3 separate regions of the Homo sapiens genome follow, and all the other regions are linked to region 2. A link is a contact called in ENCODE Hi-C or POLR2A ChIA-PET data. All regions are on one chromosome and are shown on one strand. Each heading gives the region's core, a stretch centred on a gene start or an enhancer-like site at or near the end of the contact. The rest is flanking DNA. Distances are from core to core; before and after follow the strand shown.

Region 1 (3,110 bases), core at 353-2,852, 1.2 Mb before region 2:
GGTTCTGCTTTCACTGTAAATATCTTAATGAAATGATGCACTTGAGAGATGATGTCCCTCCTGTGAAGTAGTTTGGTTCTAACATACCCCACAATCAATGGAGAATTCTACCTCTTATTTCTGGAGGTAGTCAGGAATCAGACTTTTCAGCATATGGAGTTCTGCAGCTGTGGATACCTCAGCTGCAGTCCCTCAGTTAGTTTGGTGAGACTAATGACTTGAAGAAGGAATTTAGCTAAAAAAGATTTCCCTTTCTCCTCTCCAGAATACAAATGCCTAGGATAAGAATTAGACTGTCTTTTTTTTTTTTTTTTTTTTGGCAAACTAACATTGAAATGCCTCCTTATTTGGAAGAATCCCACTCTGGATACCAAAGAGGGTTAGATTCTTGGCCGGGCGCGGTGGCTTACGCCTGTAATCCCAGCACTCATAATATAAAAATTAGCCAGGCGTGGTGGTGCGTGCCTGTAGTCCCAGCCACTCAGGAGGCTGAGGCAGAAGAATGGCTTGAACTCAGGAGGCGGAGGTTGCAGTGAGGTGAAATCGCTCCACTGCACTCCAGCCTGGGCGACAGAGCAAGACTCCGTCTCAAAAAAAAAAAAAAAAAAAAAAAAAAAGAGGGTTAAATTCTTCCATCTCCAGGCACCCTGGAAGTGAGGGCTCAGAGCAATGAGGTTTGGCTGATGGAAGTCCTCCCCTGCAGGACTCTTAACCTTGGAAGAGGGACACAGAGACACAGGGAGATTTAGGGGTCTCCAAGGGGTGGCAGGGCTGCAGGAAAAAGAGTCCTTTGGCACAACATAGTTTCTTGTGTCTACTGCATCCCAACTGGGTTTCTTCCCTGACATGTCTGAAGCCAGGCTCTCAAAAGGCTTGGTTTCCCTTGATTTGGCCCTTTTTCTGAGCCTAGTCTCCAGTTGTCTTGTGAATTCTATGAGGCACTAATATACTTTCCATAATTCTATCTCTGATGAAATTAGCCAGAGTTGGTTTATTTTGCACTTAAGAACCCTCGCCATATATCCTCTGATCTATTTGCAGTTTTAATCTCAGGATGGAAGCATGTGGGAGGCGAATGGGGATCACTAATCCTTCTCATGCTGTTAGGGGGAAACACAGGTGTGAACACATTGCTTCTGGGGTGCTTGTGTGTGTTTTAAATACATATATAACAATCTTACTGAGATACAAGTCACATACTATAATATTGACCCTTTTAAAATATAGAATACAGTGGGTTTTAGTATATTCGCAGAGTTTAGCAATCTTTATTCTGGTTGTTAGTTTTTGTTTTGTCTTAAATAAAGCTCCTTTCAAGCGTTTCTTCAGACCCAAGGGACTACTCGGAATTTACACGACCTACTCCTGTCATGGCCTTTACACGGAGCAATTCCAAGGGTTTCCTTTATAAATAACGTCGTATCTCCCTAATAGGAAGACGTCTGAGTAAGGTCACTTTTGGTGAGACATTTACAGTCTCTCATCTCTAAGCTCACTCAATTCACCTAATTTAATTCGAGCAGCTCACTCATTCGCTCACTTATCGCAGACCCCGCCTCGGGACTGGGCCTCCCTGATTCGCTGGGGCCGAGTGACGTCCTCAGATCGCGACCCTGGGAGTGGAGTGGGGGCAGCGTGGTTATGTGGCTGGACCGCCGCGGATGGCTCAGGGTTCTTGGACATTGGCGCTACGACCTTAGGCGCCCTAGCTTTACCAGGACTTGGAGTGGCGATAAGGGCCCAATGGCAGAAACAGTGTCTACCCAGGTTGGGACAGAGGGCGGGCTGAGGGCTTCGCATCAGCAAAACGGTGACGCTGGTGGCGACGCGAAGGTTGAGCTGTCCCCCGGGCCCCCGAAGCCGGCTGGCCGGGAAGTGGAGCCGGCCCCAGTAGGCGGGGAGCATCCCTCGGCTGCAGCCCCAGGCCCGGGCAAGCATAAGAAGCGGCGGGGCGCAACCAGGGAGCGTGTCGTGCCGCCCCCGAAGAAGCGGCGGACCGGGGTGAGCTTCGGAGATGAGCACTTTGCAGAAACCAGTTATTACTTCGAGGGCGGCCTGCGTAAGGTGCGGCCCTATTACTTTGACTTCCGGACCTACTGCAAAGGTCGCTGGGTGGGCCACAGCTTGCTGCACGTCTTCAGTACCGAGTTCCGAGCTCAGCCCCTGGCCTACTATGAGGCCGCGGTCCGGGCGGGCCGCCTGCAACTCAACGAGAAGCCGGTGCAGGACCTCAACATCGTGCTCAAGGTGGAGTCCTGATGGGGCTGGCCAGAAGCGGGCGAGGAAAAGGGGCCGGGTTTTGTTTTGTTTTGTTTTGTTTTTTAGTCTTAGTAAAGCATAGGTACTGGATTAAAATCATGGCAATTCTAAAGCGTTCTCGCTTTCATTTGGAACACTATTTTAGCCCGTTTCCCACCTCCGCAAGTGGCCAGGGTGTCTGTGCTTCAGGACTCAGCCTGTTTATCCTCTTCCTCAAGGCAGCTTCCTTGTTTCCAAGGGACAGAAGTTGGAATTTTCATAATTCCTTTAAACACCGTCTTGTGGCAAGGGCACTGATCACTTTACCCTGCGTTGTAGATCTCTGTGCAAATAGTAATAATAGGGGCTATCATTTATGTCTCTTTACTGTGTGCTGGGCACAAAGTTAAACATTGTATGTCCACTAATTCTAATGACAGCCTTGTGAAGTAGGTATTGCCACTCCATTTTACCTCTGAGGAAACTAAGGAAACTCACAGGGGTAAGGCTATCAACAGTGCCACTACCAAAGCCTATGTTCCTATAACTACTACTTAAACTATTTAACATAGAGTTATGAGATGTCAGGGATAGAGACTAGAATTGTTTAGCCCAGTGCTTTGACTCCTTTAAAATTCCATCACATCTATGAGGTACCAGACACCCCTGTCAGAAGTAACACTGTTTACCTCTCAGTAACACTAGTTTACCATGGTTGTGAGTGGAGAAAAGGCGATTACAGCATTTGGGGAATGGATGGTTTTGGAGTAACTTGTTCCATTGATCAATCGATTTGCGTCAATATATCATACATTGACGAATTCCCTCTCCTATCCCAATTTCTAAAGCACAGATCTGGTCTAACCCTCACA
Region 2 (3,233 bases), core at 101-2,600:
TGGTCTCCAGGAGGTGACATCCATCATCTCCATGTCAACTTGTGAGCTTTACAAATCTAATTTTCAGTACGTGGCTACAGTATACACAAGAAAATATGTGCTTTGCCACTTGGCTCTAAAGGCTCACCGTTGTACACAAGCAATGAGTTTAGGGGTTCTTCCCTCTTGTTATCACATGTCATCTCCACAGGGTTTCAAAAGATCTGGATAGGGTGAGACAGACACACCAGTGTAGTACTCCCTTGGGTCCCTTGTCTTTGGCTTAGGCTTTTTCATAAGGTATAATAATTTGTTAGAGGTTCTTCCCTCTTGCAGACACATGTCATCTCCACAGGGATTCAAAAGATCTGGATAGGGTGAGACGGACACACCAGTGTACTATTCCCTTGGGACCCAAGTCTCTGGCTTAGGCTTTTTCATAAGGTGATTTCTTGTGGTAGTAGTCAAGTGGAGAATACTCAGGAAATACTATTTCATGTAACATTTCCGTGTATTCCCTCTGCCTCCCCCGACATGAGTTAGAAAACTACCCCTCGATCTAGTATCAGCAAGCTCGACAGTGACCTCAGCAAGGAACAGCCCTAGATAAAAGGATTCATAAGTAAATGGAATGAGGAAAAGATCTGGAGCAACAAAGTCCTGGTCAGCTTTAGGTGAGGAAGCACAATGGGATGTTGGAGGCTAAAGAAGCCATGAAACCTAAAGTATTATAACATAGCATATTCACTTCTCTTTCCCCCGCACGCCCAAAGCTCTGTTCAAGGCCACCCTTTCCCCTTTCATGATGACCAGGTTGCCCAGTGCAAAAATACTGTTCTTAGCTATTAAATTGCATTACTCAGAATAATCCTTTCCACGTTGAGTCTACGTGCCGGACTGGCTGCGAGCAGAAACTACTTCAGTCGCTTTAAATCTCAACACTTGTGGTCGCTGGGAGCAGAGCTTTTAGGCTGTAGCTCAGTCTTGTAATTCTGAGCTAGGAGTTTCAGCTACGGTCCCTCGGGCCTATCAGATGACAACCTTAACACCCTGGAGGCGTGGTTATCGTCTTGGGGCTCTGGGAAGTGCAGTTCCATGGGGGACCAGGCCTGATAATACCATAAAAGGCTTGGTTCTCTCAATTCTGAAGCCATGTTCTGTTGACCTTCCTCTAAAAGCGGTACCCGCAATTGTGCGGATTCCGTGGTTCCCTAGTCCCAAGCCGTCTGCTTCCTGGGCCCTTTCATTGGCTCCGCCCCCGTAAACCTTGCTCGTCCACTCTGGAAGCGCTCTCCTGACTACAGGCCGCGCCCCTCGCGTCGGCTCCGCCCACCCAGCCCGCGGCTTGGCCCAGGCGGTAGTTCGCGTTTTGAGCCGATCGTGCCACCATAGCTCCTGCTGCTGCCTCTACCGCTGCGGCTACCGCGGCGGAGCTGAAATTGCCGAACGCGATGCCCGAGGGCGCTGTGAGCGGGGTGGCCTTAGCTCGCCGAGGCTGGTGAGGCTGGGCCCGAACGGGGGCGCTGACGAGTAGCAGGGGCCTCAGAGGCGGGTGAAAGATAAAGGTCCAGAGCCGCTGTGGAGGGCGGAGAGCGAGCTCTGGAGGATAGGGAGTGGGGGAGGGAGGCTCCCGTGGCAGAACGAGTTGTGGGCTACGGCGAGCCCCGCCGCGTCCCCGCCGGCGCTAGCGCAGGTGTCCAGGCCTGCGGAAATCCCTGGTGGTCTCGGCGGCCTCCTCCCTTGGACACTACAGTTGCCATGGGAACAGTTGGGCATTAACGGGAACCAGATCGTCCACGAGACCAACTGGGGCCCATCCCATCCATCTCGCCAGTTAAACGCCTCTGGCGGGCGTGGGCCTGGCATTTCTTCGTGGCTTAGGATTTTCCCCCCCTTTTTCGTGAGCCTTTCCTTCCGACGTTGTAAGAAACTGTGCAGGGCTAGAAGGTGGGGATGAGGGAAATGGTGAGAGCAATACCCAGAGGTAAAAGCTGCAGACTTCGCTAGGCAGAAGGTAAGACACTGTGATACTAAGGTGGCTTCTGCCATCTCAGGTCAGTGAGAGGGCATACTGGGAAGCCCTCTGGAGTGGGAAGACAGTGCCGCTGTTGAGACAAGACCCAGGACTGGGCCGGGGACTGTCCCAAAGGGTTTCTCGTCATAATGGCTGTGGAAGGGTCAACCATTACCAGCCGGATCAAGAATCTGTTGAGATCTCCATCCATCAAACTGCGCAGGAGTAAGGCAGGAAACCGACGAGAGGACCTCAGCTCCAAGGTGAGTCCTGTTGGGATCCACCTCTTTCCAAACCCACCCTCTCCTGCTCCATGTTCCTCGTTAACCTTCCTGTTTCTTGGGAAAGATAACTAGAAGCCCTTGTTGACTCTAAAGGATCACATATGATCTCTGCAGGCAATGATTTGGTTTTAGGTTGAAGGAAAAAGAGCAGCAGGGGTGGGCATGCTGAGATTCATCCATGAGAAAAGGTGAATAGTAGGAAGACCACCTGGGTTCAATTGTGGCCTCACTATACACTAAGCATGTGCTTGGGAAGCCAGTTGATATGCTATGACTCAGTTTCCCTTCTTGGGAGAGGACAGTAGGAACACATACCTTGTGAAGGGCTAAGCTGTGACTAATGTAGCTGCAGGTGTTAACGTAACAGCTGGGGTTATGTAAGACTGTAGTGGCAGAAAGAAATATGCTAAAACACCTAGTCAGAGTTACTGGCTTGGTAATTGCTCTTGCCTACGGTGAAAACAAATTTTTTTTGTCTCTTCAAGAGGCTAACTGGAGCCTTTTGGCTTCTTAGGAATAACATGCAAGAAGCCAGATATCTGTCAGCAAAACAGTTCTGGATGGCCCTTGAGCATTGCTTATCTCATTCACTATATGCCAAGAGCCACATCCCACTCAGCTGCAGATGATCCTCAGAGGCAAAGTTCCTTTCCATCGCTTCACTTGTCTGTGTTTTGGTCCTTATGCTTTTTCAACTAAATAAACCCCACAACTTTGGGAATCCAGAAGTAGTCGACATTTATTTAATCCCTTGAGGGAATCCAGGGCTTTACTCCCACAGGATCAGATCAGATTTTGTGTCTTATTAGTAGCCTGTAAACCCAATAGGGTTGTGAGGTACAAGGTTGTTACAGGGAGAGGCATTTGAGACCACAGCATTGTATTGCTTTGCCTGTATCTCTTCAGTGATGAGTAAATCCCATGAGGAATGATTTAGAATGCCACTGTACAAATGG
Region 3 (2,867 bases), core at 91-2,590, 1.0 Mb before region 2:
AAGCCTCAAGACTTTTAATCCCTACAAGATTATTCTTTTTGCCCTCTTTTGGACTCTTCCTCTACTTATTACACACCTCACCCAACACTAAGCAAGTGCCTTTAATACCCACATAGCACTATTGTGGCCAGAACTAAAAGTGAAAGTTAAACAGTCTTTTTGAAATATACTTTCTTGTGAGTACAGGCGAAAGAGTAGAGAAAACCACGACTGCTTTTTTTTTTTTTTTTTTTTTGAGACAGAGTCCCACTCTGTCACCCAGGCTGGAGTGCAGTGGCGCAACCTCAGCTCACTGCGGCCTCCGCCTACCAGGTTCAAGCGATTCTCGTGCCTCAGCCTCCCCAGTAGCTGGGACTACAGGCCGCGCCACCACGCCCGGCTAATTTTTGTATTTTTAGTAGAGATGGGGTTTCACCATGTTGACATCTGGTTGAACGTTGGCCAGGCTGGTCTTGAACTCCTGACCTCAGGTGATCCGCCCGCCTCGGCCTCCCAAAGTGCTGGGATTACAGGCGTGAGCCACCGCGCCCAGCCCGACGACTGCTTTTTCAACAAGCTTCCAAAAAAGTGAAACCCTAAAGCACTTCTCTCCGTTACCCTGTCCCACAGTCTCCACCGAAAGCAGCCCAGACCTCAGGCCCATTAGTCTGCAGTGACCGCGGTCTCAGGAGACGGGCTCCTACCGTGGCGTCCGGGATCTGAAGTCTGCGTATAGTCCAGGGAGTTGGGCAGGCTCTGGCTGCGGCCATGACGCTGGGTCCGTTTCCATCGCTGGCTGTAAAGGAGGCACAGGAATCCAAGGCCGGCGGCGGTACCCAGCAACAGTCCCAGCCCGGCACGGGCACCACCCAGGGCTCCCAGTCTAGACATGCTGCACCTGCGGCCAGCAGAAGTCACCGGGAGCAGGCAGGCGGGCGGGCGGGCGGGGGTAAGGAGAGAGAGAGATTCGTGAACCCGGTAAACCCACCCTCAAGGCTGAACCCCGGCAGGTATCCCCTTGCCCAAACCCTGAGCTCTCGACTACGTGCACCCCAGTCTGAACCCTAAGGCTTCCTCCAGCCTCCTGGGCCCCACTGCCTCTCTTCTCACCCAGCCTGGACGTAGCCGCCCCTCCAGTACACCCCCCGACCCGGGTCACAGAGTCCGGCTTCTGGGCCTTCAACCCCCACCTCAGCCTCACGACACTGCAGACCACAAACCCGGCGCCCTGGCTGCAAACTCCTGGCCTTCCGCCGCGGCCCCCGAAGGCGCTCTGGCCTGGCAGGAGATCCACTCAGACCCTTACCCGGCCGCCAGCCACCATGGCAGCAGCCGCCGCGGGCTCACGCTGTCAGTGACCGTGACGTCAGGCAGGCGGCGCCAGGTGCTCGGCGCCCTGCGGGAAGGCGCAGAGAGATGACCGCGCCGGCCCCGCCCCTTGTCTGTTTCCCTCAGGGGCGGGGCCACGGGCGCCGCCGGAGGGGCGGAGTCAGCACAGAGCGCGAAAGGAAAGCAAGAAGGGGCCCAAGACAGGGGAAAGGCGGGAAGGCAGGGAGACTTCTTGGGCGGACGCTCGCGCAGTCACCCTCACCGTCCGGCAGCCAGGCCTCCATTTCCCTCCGGTCACACCGGCTTAACTTGCTGCTCCCGGAATACGCTCAGCATATTCACACTTTCTACCTGCGCTTCTGCCTGGACCTCCCCTCTGTACCTGGAAAACGTCACGCTCTCCCCACATTTTATTTTTATTTTTATTTTGTAGAGACTGGGTCCCGCTCTCCTGGTCTCTCAAAGTGCGATCCGCCCGCCTCGGGCTCCCAAAGTGCGTGAGCCGCCGCACCCGGCCATAAATCTTAAACCTAACGTGCTGTCTTATAATTCTGTTTTACTCTTGTAATTGTATGCAACTTCTTATAATTGTGGCAACTAAAAAGACCGATTTTATGGACTATGATAACAATTTTATTGTGAACATTTCTTAAGAGTTAAAATTTAGTTTAGTGAAAGAAATATCTAGGCCAGTCCTCCCAATACCCTTGACTAGATCTTATATTTATTTACCCTTTAATTGTGAGATATTGTATACATATAAGAATACAGGAGGCCGGCCGTGGTGGCACGTGACTGTAGTCACAGATACTCTGGGGGCTGAGATGGGAGGATCACTTGAGCCCAGGTCGTCGAGGCTGCAGTGAGCCATGATCACTCTGGGCAACAGAAGTCAGGATATCGAGGCCACCCAGGCCAACCTGGCGAAACTCCGTCTCTACTAAAAGTACAAAAATTAGCTGGGCATGGTGGTGCACGCCTGTAATCCCAGCTACTCGGGAGGCTGAGGCAGGAGAATTGCTTGAACCCAGGAGGCAGAGGTTGCAGTGAGCCGAGATCTCGCCACTGTACTCCAGCTTGGGCAACAGAGTGAGGCCTCCTCTCAAAACAAATAAACAAAAACAACAACAACAAAAAATATATTTATATATATATAAAGTATATATATATATATACACTTTATTTTGGAGGAAATAAAAATTTCCTCTGGAAACCTTCCCAGATCACCACCTTGGTGAAATTAAGCTTTTCACCCTGCTTTGCTCCTGTGGCTCTATTGCCTCCATTATACTTTTTTTTTTTTTTTAGACGGAGTTTCGCTCTTTTCGCCCATGCTGGAATGCAGTGGTGCGATCTCGGCTCACTGCAACCTCCTCCCCCGCCCCTGGGTTCAAGCAATTCTCCTGCCTCAGCCTCCGGAGTAGCTGGAATTACAGGCTTGCACCCCCACGCCTGGCTACTTTTTGTATTTTCAGTAGATACCGGATTTCTACATGTTGGTCAGGCTGGTCTCGAACTCCTCACCTCAAGTAATCTGCTTGCCTCAGTCTCCCAAAGTG

What was found. A loop is a pair of places that touch in the nucleus more often than their neighbours do. ChIA-PET counts read pairs that join two places held with the same protein, here RNA polymerase II (POLR2A). Pooled maps may share reads with other maps.
Region 1: a map of natural killer cell shows a loop between it and region 2 (12-fold over the local background). The contact joins the promoter of RPUSD2 here to the promoter of MAPKBP1 in region 2. A Hi-C loop is called at or near these places in 1 of 168 maps with a recorded cell type or tissue (natural killer cell) and 4 of 50 pooled maps. POLR2A ChIA-PET finds 5 or more read pairs at or near these places in 1 of 52 experiments (PC-9).
Region 3: a pooled map shows a loop between it and region 2 (6-fold over the local background). The contact joins the promoter of RMDN3 here to the promoter of MAPKBP1 in region 2. A Hi-C loop is called at or near these places in 4 of 50 pooled maps.

Annotation. Positions count from the first base shown.
Region 1 is chr15:40,567,697-40,570,806 of GRCh38, forward strand. It overlaps RPUSD2 (RNA pseudouridine synthase domain containing 2), which reads left to right and starts at 1,603. Exons shown (of 3, transcript NM_152260.3): 1 at 1,603-2,247. The coding sequence starts at 1,642. RefSeq lists enhancers at 1,545-1,874, 1,936-2,435, 2,185-2,234.
Region 2 is chr15:41,773,134-41,776,366 of GRCh38, forward strand. It overlaps MAPKBP1 (mitogen-activated protein kinase binding protein 1), which reads left to right and starts at 1,351. Exons shown (of 31, transcript NM_014994.3): 1 at 1,351-1,477; 2 at 2,034-2,256. The coding sequence starts at 2,143. RefSeq lists an enhancer at 798-847.
Region 3 is chr15:40,753,914-40,756,780 of GRCh38, forward strand. It overlaps RMDN3 (regulator of microtubule dynamics 3), which reads right to left and starts at 1,341. Exons shown (of 13, transcript NM_018145.3): 1 at 1,170-1,341; 2 at 684-877. The coding sequence starts at 870. RefSeq lists a silencer at 732-946 and enhancers at 1,062-1,271, 1,482-1,601, 1,692-1,801.